2 separate regions of the Homo sapiens genome follow, and region 1 is linked to region 2. The links are chromatin loops, found by intact Hi-C in ENCODE. Cell type or tissue: sigmoid colon. All regions are shown on one strand. Links, peaks and the distances in the headings refer to the core of each region. The heading gives the core; the rest is flanking DNA. Region 1 overlaps PRKG1 (protein kinase cGMP-dependent 1). Region 2 overlaps PRKG1 (protein kinase cGMP-dependent 1).

What was found. Hi-C counts contacts between places; a loop is a spot of excess contacts. Peaks named below come from ENCODE experiments on the same cell type or tissue, not always from the same donor. Only the 100,000 strongest peaks of a DNase experiment are listed, where the experiment ranks them.
Region 1: it touches region 2 in a loop (2.2-fold over the local background); 1 of 110 quality-filtered maps calls a loop at or near these places.

Annotation. Positions count from the first base shown.
Region 1 is chr10:51,222,483-51,227,876 of GRCh38, reverse strand. All of the region lies in intron 2 of PRKG1 (protein kinase cGMP-dependent 1), which reads right to left. Among named protein-coding and RNA genes, the nearest start is that of MIR605, 74 kb to the left of the region's middle. In sigmoid colon, for the core only: no CTCF peak of the experiment used is centred there; no DNase peak of the experiment used is centred there; H3K4me3 peaks cover 848 bases; H3K27ac peaks cover 818 bases.
Region 2 is chr10:51,703,341-51,708,734 of GRCh38, reverse strand. The region is part of intron 3 of PRKG1 (protein kinase cGMP-dependent 1); the gene reads right to left. Among named protein-coding and RNA genes, the nearest start is that of CSTF2T, 6.4 kb to the right of the region's middle. In sigmoid colon, for the core only: no CTCF peak of the experiment used is centred there; DNase peaks (open chromatin) are centred at 1,274, 2,314 and 2,754; H3K27ac peaks cover 453 bases.

The DNA of each region.
Region 1 (5,394 bases), core at 293-5,292, 480 kb after region 2:
CCCTTACTTGATAGTCCCTGCTGTGATTGCAAGCACTTTTGTGCCACTCTTTCTTGCCCTCTCATCCCTGCCACACCTTATGCCCCAGTCACAGGGATGCTTTACCTGATCTCAGCAACACTAAGCTGTGCCTCTTGGTTCATGTTTCTTTCTCCACATTAAATTCCCTTCGCTGTTGCTGAACTCTGGCTTTTCTTTTAAAACCAAACTCTAAAGTCTGGTCCGGGAGCAATTCAACATTTTATGAGAACCAGCTGTACACCAGGCATTTGGGATACAAAGATAAATAGGCCTCAATTTTTGTCCCTCAGAAGGTCATATTATGATGTGTCTTTACATTCCTAGTGGCTAACAGATTGCTGTTAGTAAATAATGTTCAACAAGGTAAATTGGATATATCCAAACAAGAATAATAAATTGAGGGTACCAGCATTCAAAAAGAGAACAAGAACACCTGAAGGGCTAGTGTGGTGTGCACCATGCTATTATAACACAGGGCATACACAGTATCCTCAAGAATTTAGGATGTCCTTCACCTAGGGAAGAAAATATATTGTTATAGAAATCATTCATTCATTCATTCACTATTTTCTCTTTTGATGTGCAAGATATTATGCTAGGCACTATAAGCCTATGATGACTGACATGTCTCTATCAAAAGAACTTAAAGGGATAGGATATAGACACATATATATATATAAATATATGTACCATATATAAAACATATATATTTATAATATATATAATTATTCCTGTACATTACACAGGAATAATTATTAAATGACTTAAAGTTCTGTAAGAGTTCAAAGGTGAGAGATTTCCTCTAAATAATGGAGACATATTATCTACTTATCCTCCACCTCAAAAGCGCTGTGGAATCTGATGCTGAATGCCTAGTGGAAAATGTCACCAAGTGGTCGGTGGGCTTGTCCAATTGTTGCTGGGACACCTATTCACATCAATAGTTGAGTATCTCCTGAAAAATTCTCAATTTCAGTTTCAGACTACTATAAATCTTAGTAATTTATTTCTTTTACTGAGCCAAAATATATTTTCCTGAAACTTCCATCTGTTAGTCCTATGTCTTGCTCTCATTTCAGAGTTAATTCATTTCTTCCTCCACATCCATAATTTGAAAAAATTAAATAACTGTTATTCTCCATAGTTTATTTCTGTGGAGTTCTTGGATCTGCCTTCTTATTCAAGATAGGAACTAACCCTCCTAGTTTCTAATATCCTCAAATTGTATTAGTATGCTATTAAGCTTCTCTGTGAATTTATTAATAAACATATTGAACCAGACCAAAGTTTTCATCAAATTGGCATTAATGAATAACATTGCTACAGTTGATTATTCAAACAGCCAAAGATCTGCCTAACAAAATTATCACTCAGCTTACAGCCCTCATACTCATTGATAAAGACATTATAGGGAACACTGATGCACATCTTGCTAAAAACCAGATACACAACATCCATGACTTTCCAGTAATCTATCAGCCAATTAACTCATGCAAACAACAACAACGTAAAGTTTGACTCCATGACTTGATCATAGTGAATCTAGCTAAATCTTAGTAATCAACTTTTTCTTTCCTAAAAAATAATTTTGTAAATAAATAATCTGCCCCACATTATGCAGAATCATTTTTCTGTTTGTTCGTTTGTTTTTGCAGACAGAGTCTCACTCTGTCCCCCAGACTAGAGTGCTGTGGAGTGATCTTGGGTCACTGCAACCTCTGAATCCCGGGTTCAAGTAATTCTCATGCCTCAGCCTTCTGAGTAGCTGGGACTACAGGTGCCTGCCACCACACCTGGCTAACTTTTTGTATTTTAGTAGAGGCGGTGTTTCACCGTGTTGCCCAGGCTGATCTCAAACTCCTGAGCTCAGACAATCCATTCACCTTGGCCTCCCAAAGTGCTAGGATTACAAACATGAGCCATCGCGCCCAGCACAGAATCAATTTTGATTACTTAAATAAAGATGAGGGGATCTACATTATTCCCAGACTTTTTCTTAGAAGTTAAAAGAGTACTAGTTTCTGTGCTCTAGCAACTATTCTATATTCTGTGAGTTCTATACAGTGAATCTAGAACTTTTCTAAATCAGTATTTTTTTAATGACAATGAGATTTTTTAAAGTCTCAGTTTATAGCCACATTCACTTAAAAAGCAACACCTTCACTATAGAGAAATACATACACACTGAATTTATATTATTAATAATAATGTATTTACGTATAATAAACAAAAAGTTAAGAAAACATAATTTTCTACTTTAGCAATGGCAGAGATTCTCAAAACAAAAGATTAAAAAGGAAAATAAGCTAAAATATGCTTCCCTTTGTTTTGAGGAAATGAAGCATATTAAACAAGCAAATCAGCAAACAAATATGGGTTCCTGGTAGACCTTTCTTTGGATACAATTATATATTAATACATTAATTCATAATTTGGTGTGCACAATGGACTGAATACCTACGTCTCCTCAAAATGCATATGCTGGAATCCTAACCCTTAAGGGGATGGGATTAGGAGGCAGGGTCTTCGGGAGGTAATTAGTTCATAAGTAAGGGTAGATCCCTCATGGATGAGATGAGGGCCCTTATAAAAGAGAGCCCAGTGAACTAGCTAGCTTCTTCTACCACATGAGGACACAGAGAGGAGGCAACACGTATGTGAAAGGGGGCCTTCACCAGACACTAAATACGCCAGCGCCTCCAGACACAGAATCTTCCAAACTCCAGAACTGTGAAAAATAAATTTCTGTTGTTTATAAGCTACACAGTTTGTAGTATTTCGTAATAACAGCCCAGATGGACTAAAACAGTGTATATTTCCTTTCATGTTAACTGCAAATCAAAGTTCTCTCTTCCTATTTTCATCACCAACACTAAATTTATATGCTCTTTGGAAGTTGGGGCAGGGGGTAGGCGATGGGAAGCAGGGGCATGGCTAAAACTGCCAAACAGTTTTCATGGATTATTTCCAAATTGGATGATTCCACTGGGCCAGATTCTGCCCACCTCAACCCTCCCTATAATTTCAACCATATGTGGTCCTCTTCAATTCTATTCTCAGAATAAACATGATGATGAAATAGGGCTTGGATTTTACTTAAGAGGCTGCATACTTCAGTGACAAGCAAGCTCGTTCTTCTAAGTACCCTGTAATCCAGTTTACAGAAATATAGGACGCTCTGTAGGAGAAAAATAAAATGAAAGTAAATGTGTTCTTATGTATGTAATAACTTTCTCAGTTACAACAGGATATACTGTAGGAGAAAAATAAAATGAAAGTAAATGTGTTCTTATGTATGTGATAACTTTCTCAGTTACAACAGGATATAAAATATTGTGCCACCTGGGAAAAATTTCTCAAGCACAAATGCAAATTAGTTTGATGTCTGAAAATATTCACTATCTGCTAAATCTCTGAGCAATAAATATTCATTGCTAGACAATGACAACTTCTTATTAAAGAGAATAGGATGGGAACAAGGCTGAAGAGATCGTTAGGATGGAACATGCTACCATGGAAAAATCTGCCTGGCACTCAGGCCCTTGAATTAGGTGGACACACCTTTCTCTGACTCCTTAGTGATTCTAATGATGATGCTGATGATACCTAAACTGACAGAAGGAACTGAAACCCAGAACTTCCCACTGAAAACGTTAACTTTTCCAGTGTGTCCAAATCTGTCACACTTGGCAGGTCTAGATGAAGGCAATGGCAGGCTTACACAAAACCACAAAATACAGTTTATCTTCTGTCTTCCAGCAGTGCCTCTTTTCCTATTTTCCCACTCCATGGTTCCTCTCTATTCTGGTCTATGTGTCCTTATGCTTGCTTCTTTTTTACACAAAGATACCATTTACAGGATGGGCATGTAGAAGAGAATTATAAAAACCTGCTCCTAATCAAAGCACACTTTCCCTTAGAGCCAGTCATTTCAGCAATGTATTCAAAGTAAAACAATGAAATGAACTATATTTAATCCAGAGCTAAGAATGAGTGACTGCTTCAATTTATTCTTCAGCACAGTATTTGCATTATATTTGTGAGCCAACATACTTTTATCTGTCAAGTCTACTTTTAAGGCTTTATCATTAGAAAATAATTATATGTGCAGAATAAAATGGTGATGTCTTTCTCGAAGAATTGTTTTTATAATAATAAATTTAAAAATGGAAATAGGCCAAAAGAATAAAAAGAAGAAATTAGTAAATTATATCTTATACAGCCATTAAATTTATGTCTGTAGAAATATACATCTTATGTGGTAAGATATTTATGATATACTAAGTAAAAGGACAAATTTTTTAATGGATAGTAGAATCCTATAGAGAATACATTTATATAGATATTCACTCGTGTATGTGTGTATGTATGCACTAGGCATAGTGCAAAGCACTTTGTAAACAAGAACACATATGGCCTCTACTTATATGAAGTATACATGTGGGCTCAAATACAGACATTAACTTAAGTCAGCAGACAAAAATTTCTGTCTTCATGGGGTTTATATCTTTTTCTTGGTTCTTTTTGCCTGGCACATATTGCTTGTGATATTAAAATAATAATTTTGAACTTTTTTATAACTATAAAAATGTTCTCTCTTTTCCTAGATTGCTTGAAACACAATCCACAATCAGAATTTAGGTGATTTCCAGGAGCTACAGAGGGTGGGGGAAGTGAGGATATGTAGATCAATGGGTACAAACTTCCAGGTATAAAATGAGTAAGTTCTGGGGCTATAATATACAGCGTGGTGATTACAGTTAATATTCCTCTATTGTTTACTTGTATTTTGTGAAGTGAGTAGATTTTAAGTGCCCTTACCCTCCCCCGCACCACCCCCCGCCACACACAAACACACTGAGTAACAAATTACAGTGATGGATATGTTATTTAGTTTGATTATGGTAATCATTTCACATTGTATACATATGTACTTTTATAATGTATACAAGTAGAATGTATACATATGTATACCTTACATATATACATTTTTTGTTTATCAATTATATTTCCATACACCTGGAAAAAACTGCAGAATTCAGAAAACTTAGAGGGGGTGTTGTGGGCAGGAATACCGTAATTCCTACCGTCAGGGCCTCTTCTCATGAAGTACTCATACTTATGGTGGCCACCCTAATATAAAGAAATATAAACTACCCCTGTGCTATAATTCTTATATCTAGAACCATAAAGCCATGAGACTTCCTTCTCTGAATTTCTCAGTGTTACCTCTAAATCCATTACTTAAACTTTGGGCGAGAGTTATTTATGAAACAAATAGACTAAGCAAACTTCTCAACCTTATTAAAGAAATGAAGTAAGGCGGTTTTGCTAAAGAAAGGGTCAGAACTTCTATGAAAAGATCAGAACAGA
Region 2 (5,394 bases), core at 195-5,194:
GGTCTCACTATCACTCTGGCTCCAACCTCTTAACAATGCTGAATTGAATCACAGATACACACCAGAATAAAGCTGGACCTTCAGATTCCCAGTTCCAGAAAACTGGAATGACAATGGACTAGAGAGAGAAATAGGAGATCTGATCCTTCAACAGAGGAAAACCACCACAAATGTACAAAGAGATGCAGCGAAGAGGGAGTGAGGAAGGGAGTGGGAGACAAAGATTTTGAGAGAGAGAGAAAGAGATGGGAATAGAGTATTCTGAATGCCAACAATTACCCATTTTTTCTTTTCCTAGAGGTTACTGCATTACTGCTTGTTACGGAGTCAATTATGTCCCTCAAAATTCATATGTTGAAGCCCTAGCCCACAATGTGACTGTATTTAGAGACAGAGCCTCTAAAGAGATAATTATAATTAAATGAGGTCATACGTGTGGACCCCTCATCTAATACAATGGGTGTTCCTACAGGAAAAGGAAGAGACACCAGAGTGCATGCACACAGCAGGTGACGCGAGGACACTGAGGAGGCAGCCATTTGCAAGCCAAGGAGAGAGGATCAGGAAAAACCTAACCTACTTGCACCTTGATTTTGAACTTCCAGCATGTAGGACTGTAAGAAAATAAATTTCTGTTTAAGTCTGTGGTATTCTAATACAGCAGCCTAGCAGATTAATTTCTGTGGGTTCTGAGAGATAACAAAATGTCATGAAAATAACCACCACTTCCTTTGCTTACCTTGGTTGGAATTGGTTTCTGTACGTGTACCATAAAATGCTAGCTACTACATTCCTATAAACATTAGATTTTAGGTTTTCTAATTTCTAACTCAAGAATCCAGAGTTAGAAGGTAAATTTAAACTGGAATTCTTGACATAATGTTTTTCAAGGATCATTCAACTGTGATAATGAATCTAAAATATATTCTGTTAAACTGACATTTGTTGTTTTCAACAGTCTGAGCCTGGAATCAAATGTTTTCAGAAAGGCCTCTTTCCTGTAACTTGGTACAAATATAGGCACATTCTCAGACCAACCTAGCCTCAGAAGAGATATACTAGCCAAATTTCTGAAGTGAGTGGCAGTTTACACATTTCTCTGAAGTGAGGTGTTGTATTGTTCCGGTCACAGGAAAAAAAAAAAAGATTCATGCGTTGTTCCACTTAAATAGGGTATCTTTATTCAGACCTAGTTACAGGGCTTGTACTTTTCCACAGTTTATGAGGATACTTCTGCGTTCCTTCGGGTGACAGCCTGAAGCACGAATAAGGGAGCTCTGCTTCTTGTCTAATTAGCTATGCCTTTCTATGTTTGAATAAATGGCCTACGTCTGCCAGTGCACACTTAAAAGTAGTAGTCCTAATATCACCCTGAACAGGACTATGCGCTCGAGTAGGTACCTTGTGTGGCAGAACGATGTGGTGTTAAATAAGCCTATATCCTCCACAGTCAAAGTTCAGGCAGGCCCTTTTAATAAAAATGGACAAGTGGAATTCTAGCCGACTACATATTTGAAGAGTGCATTTCATGGTTTAGTACAAGAACCTAATGTGCACCAAGATGATCGGTAAAATTCTCATTGAAGTATTCTATGGGATCAAGCCTAAAAAGTATCCATTTCAACTACAAATCTACCAAAGGCTAAAATGGCAGTGTTAAGGTTGTACAACTTGAAAATAATATAATCTGACAAGACCATTAGTACAAGTACAAGCCTTTCAATAATAAAAATAAAGATATAGGCCCCCAAATAAATAGCATCAGACTAAAACTTGTGTCTCTTTCCACATAAGATGCTACTTCATCTACTATTACTAGATAACCAATGTAGATTAATAATGACCATACAATGTAAGGAATAATAAAAATATAAGTATATCATGTATTCCACACAATAATCCAATACAGGTGACATTACTCTCATTTAAAAGATGTGGAAATGGAACCACAGAGAGGCGAAGTAATTTGTACAATGCCACAAAATTACGTGTTGAACTAGGTAGCCAATCTAAGTCATTCTGACATTAAAATCTCTGTGCTCTTAATTCCTTCACTCTACTGCCTTTTCTAAGTGCTGAGAGTATAGTTTGGATGAGAAAAATCTGAATATCTAAATCCTTTTACAAGCTAGATCAGTAACTGGACATTTGAGCCTGGTCTAATTTCTTTCCTTTCCTGGGCGTCATTTTCTTTTCTTTATCTATTAAAAAAAAAAAAATTGGGCTGGACTTCGCAATCCCTTCCAGGGAGAACATTTGGTTCTGTTCAACCTCAAGTCCAGAAATGGCAGACTCCCAGCAGCCCCAAATTCATGTAATCTGCACTTGCCAATAACAGTGATTCATCCTGTGTATAAGTAAATGAAATTCAGGGCCAGGCATTGTGGCTCACTCCCAGCACTTTGGAAGGCCAGCGCAGGTGGAGCATTTGAGGTTAGGAGTTTGAGTACATGAAATTTGCTTTTTATTCCTCTGTACATTGTTTCATATTAAATACACTAAGCATTTTGGGAAAAAAAGTTATATACCAAATTAATTTGAGCTCTTTCATTTTATGGAAAAATGCATGCTTTAACTAACTGGATGCTTTATAAAAGTCTTTAGGTGAAGTTTAACTATAGTCCTGCAAATTGAAAAAGGAAACATTTTCTCTATTGCTTCAGTCTTTATACCTCACAGTCCATCTGTTACCACAGCACTGATTGTGATGTCACAACTGCAATTAGTTACACTCAGAGACAAACAGGAAAAATGCCAAGGGAGATGGTGCCCAGGCGTCAATAACTTGTGATTACTGTACTACTTATGAAATAGAAAGTTCAAATTCAGGAGACCTGCTTTCAGGTTGTCGTTATGCCACTTAGTAGCTATGTATCCTTAGGCAACTCATTTAATAGAACAATGATTTATGAGCTTGATTTCTTAAGCCAAATGGTTTGTGTTCAAATCCTCGTTCTGCTAGTTGACATAGGCACACTAGTTAACTTCTCTGTGCCTCTGTTCTTTACCTATAAATTGAGGAACTATGACTGCCTATCTTCAAAAGGTTGCAGAAAGAATAAAATATTATATTATATAAAGCATTTATCAAAGAGCCTTCTCCCTACTAAGTGCTCAGAGTTTGCCTTTATAAAGCATCTGTATTTTGAGTGAGTCCATTGTTAGGTAAAGTTCTACATAATAACTCTCTGAGTTTCTTCATTGTTAAAAATCAGGAAACAATTGCATGTACTTCATAAGACTGTTATCAAGACTAAATGTGGGAACCCAGAGAAAAGTATTTTGTAAGCAAAAGGCACTAAATTATCATTTGGTTAACATCTATATTTTGTTATTGTAAGATGATCTTGTATTAATTTAAAAATATTTACTAAGTGCTTGGAATATAAAAGGCACTGGACCAGGCATTGTGGAGAATATCAATCAGATATGGATTTTATGGTAATACAAGAATATTGATACCTCTAATATAGAAGATAATGAGTACCAAACCAGTACTCTAAATGGAAGTCTTTGAGGTGAGCATTGAAGAACAGAAAGATTTAAACATGGGGGAGGGAAGAGAAGAAGAGGAAAAAAGGAAGCATCCCTGACAAATAGTATCACAAAAAGCTAGGAGGTGAAAAAATACAGATCATGTATGATAAAAAGTGAGTGGTACAATTTAGCCAGAGGAGAATATGTGAAGGGATGGAGAGAAGTAATGAGAATGAAGCTACGTAACAGAGTGTGTTATATGTAGGAAGAACAACCACCACAATTTAGATTAAAAGTTATAAGGTATTAAAAAAGAACAGCCTAGGTAGAAAATATATAGAAAAGGATTAGATAAGTTTGGTATTCTTAAGCCTCTGCCATTATTATTCTATGTTCATGTTTCAGGGGGTGGTGAAGGAAGCCTACTGACTCTCACATCAAGTTCACATTCATGAATCTGAACTTCAAAACCTTTTATAATCTGTCCCAGAAGCCCATCTTTTGTCACACTCCTCACCAACTCTCTTGGTTTCCTCTGAGGCCGTAAAAAACACCAGGTCCCAATTTCTTGCGTTGGCTATTACTAGCTTCTGGTTTATTTTCTTCATCTTCTACCTATCTATGCCAGATTATAACCCTTCCCTAAATCTCATTTCCATCAGAAAGCTTTCCTTGATAATCTAAAACATATCACTCTCTTCCATCTCTACATACTTTATTGCATATCCATTTCATCAAATGGCAACATGGAAGAACTATCACTGACCTAGGAATAAAATGACAAGGGTCCTGGCAGCATGTCTTGTCTTTGATTTGAGGCACGTTATTCAATGCCACAGGCTCCGTCCTTGGTAAAATGAAATATTTGTGAATTAGCAAACTTTAAAGTCATTTCCTGTCATTCATTCAACAAATATATAATGAACATCCACCTGTGCTGAGCTCTATCCCAGGTGCTGAGGATACAGAGGTGAAAACAAAATATCTATCTATCTATCTATCTATCTGTCTGTCTGTCTGTCTATCTATCATCTATCAGCTACTATACTATAATTGCATTCTTTTTATTTAATTTAATTTTATTTATTTATTTATTTAATTTTTTTTTTTTTTTTTGAGACAGTTTCACTCTGTTGCCCAGGCTGGAGTGCAGTGGTGCGATCTCAGCTCACTGCAACATCCACATCCCGGGTTCAAGCAATCCTCAAACCTTGGCCTCCAAATAGCTGAGATTAGAAGCATGCACCACCACACCTGGTTAATTTTTGTATTTTTAGTAGACACGGGGTTTCACCATTTCACCATGTTGGCCGGGCTGGTCTTGAACTCCTGACCAAATGATCCACCCACCTCCGCCTTCCAAAGTGCCAGGATTACAGGCGTGAGTCACTGTGCCTGGCAACTATGATTGCAATCTTATAATGTAGTGGTTCTCAAAATTGAGCTTGCATTAGAATTACCTGGAAAACTTGTTCAAAGATTTCTCTGTTTCTGATGCAATAGATTTGGAGTAGGGCCCCAAACTTTTAATTTCTAAGATGTTTCCTGGTGATGCTGATGCCACTGAACCAAGGACCACATTTACAGACCTTCTTTTCTGGCAGACTATTGTTTTCACTGCTGTATTGTCAGTGCTTGAAATAAATATTGATGGAATGAAATAATAAATTTGAGGCACTTAGTTAACTGATAAAGGGGGATATATAATGATTTTACAGTTTAGAAGGAAAATCACAATTTTGCTGAAAGGTAAAGGAGTTACTATAATCAGAAAGGTACAAGGTATATCAAGGTTTATATCCAAAGAAAAACAAAATTACTTCTAACCTAGGGGAAAGGGTAGAAAGGTCATAGAAAGCTTTGTGGAGTAGTTTATTTGAGCTATTCCTTGAAGGACCCGTACACTTATTTCAAAAA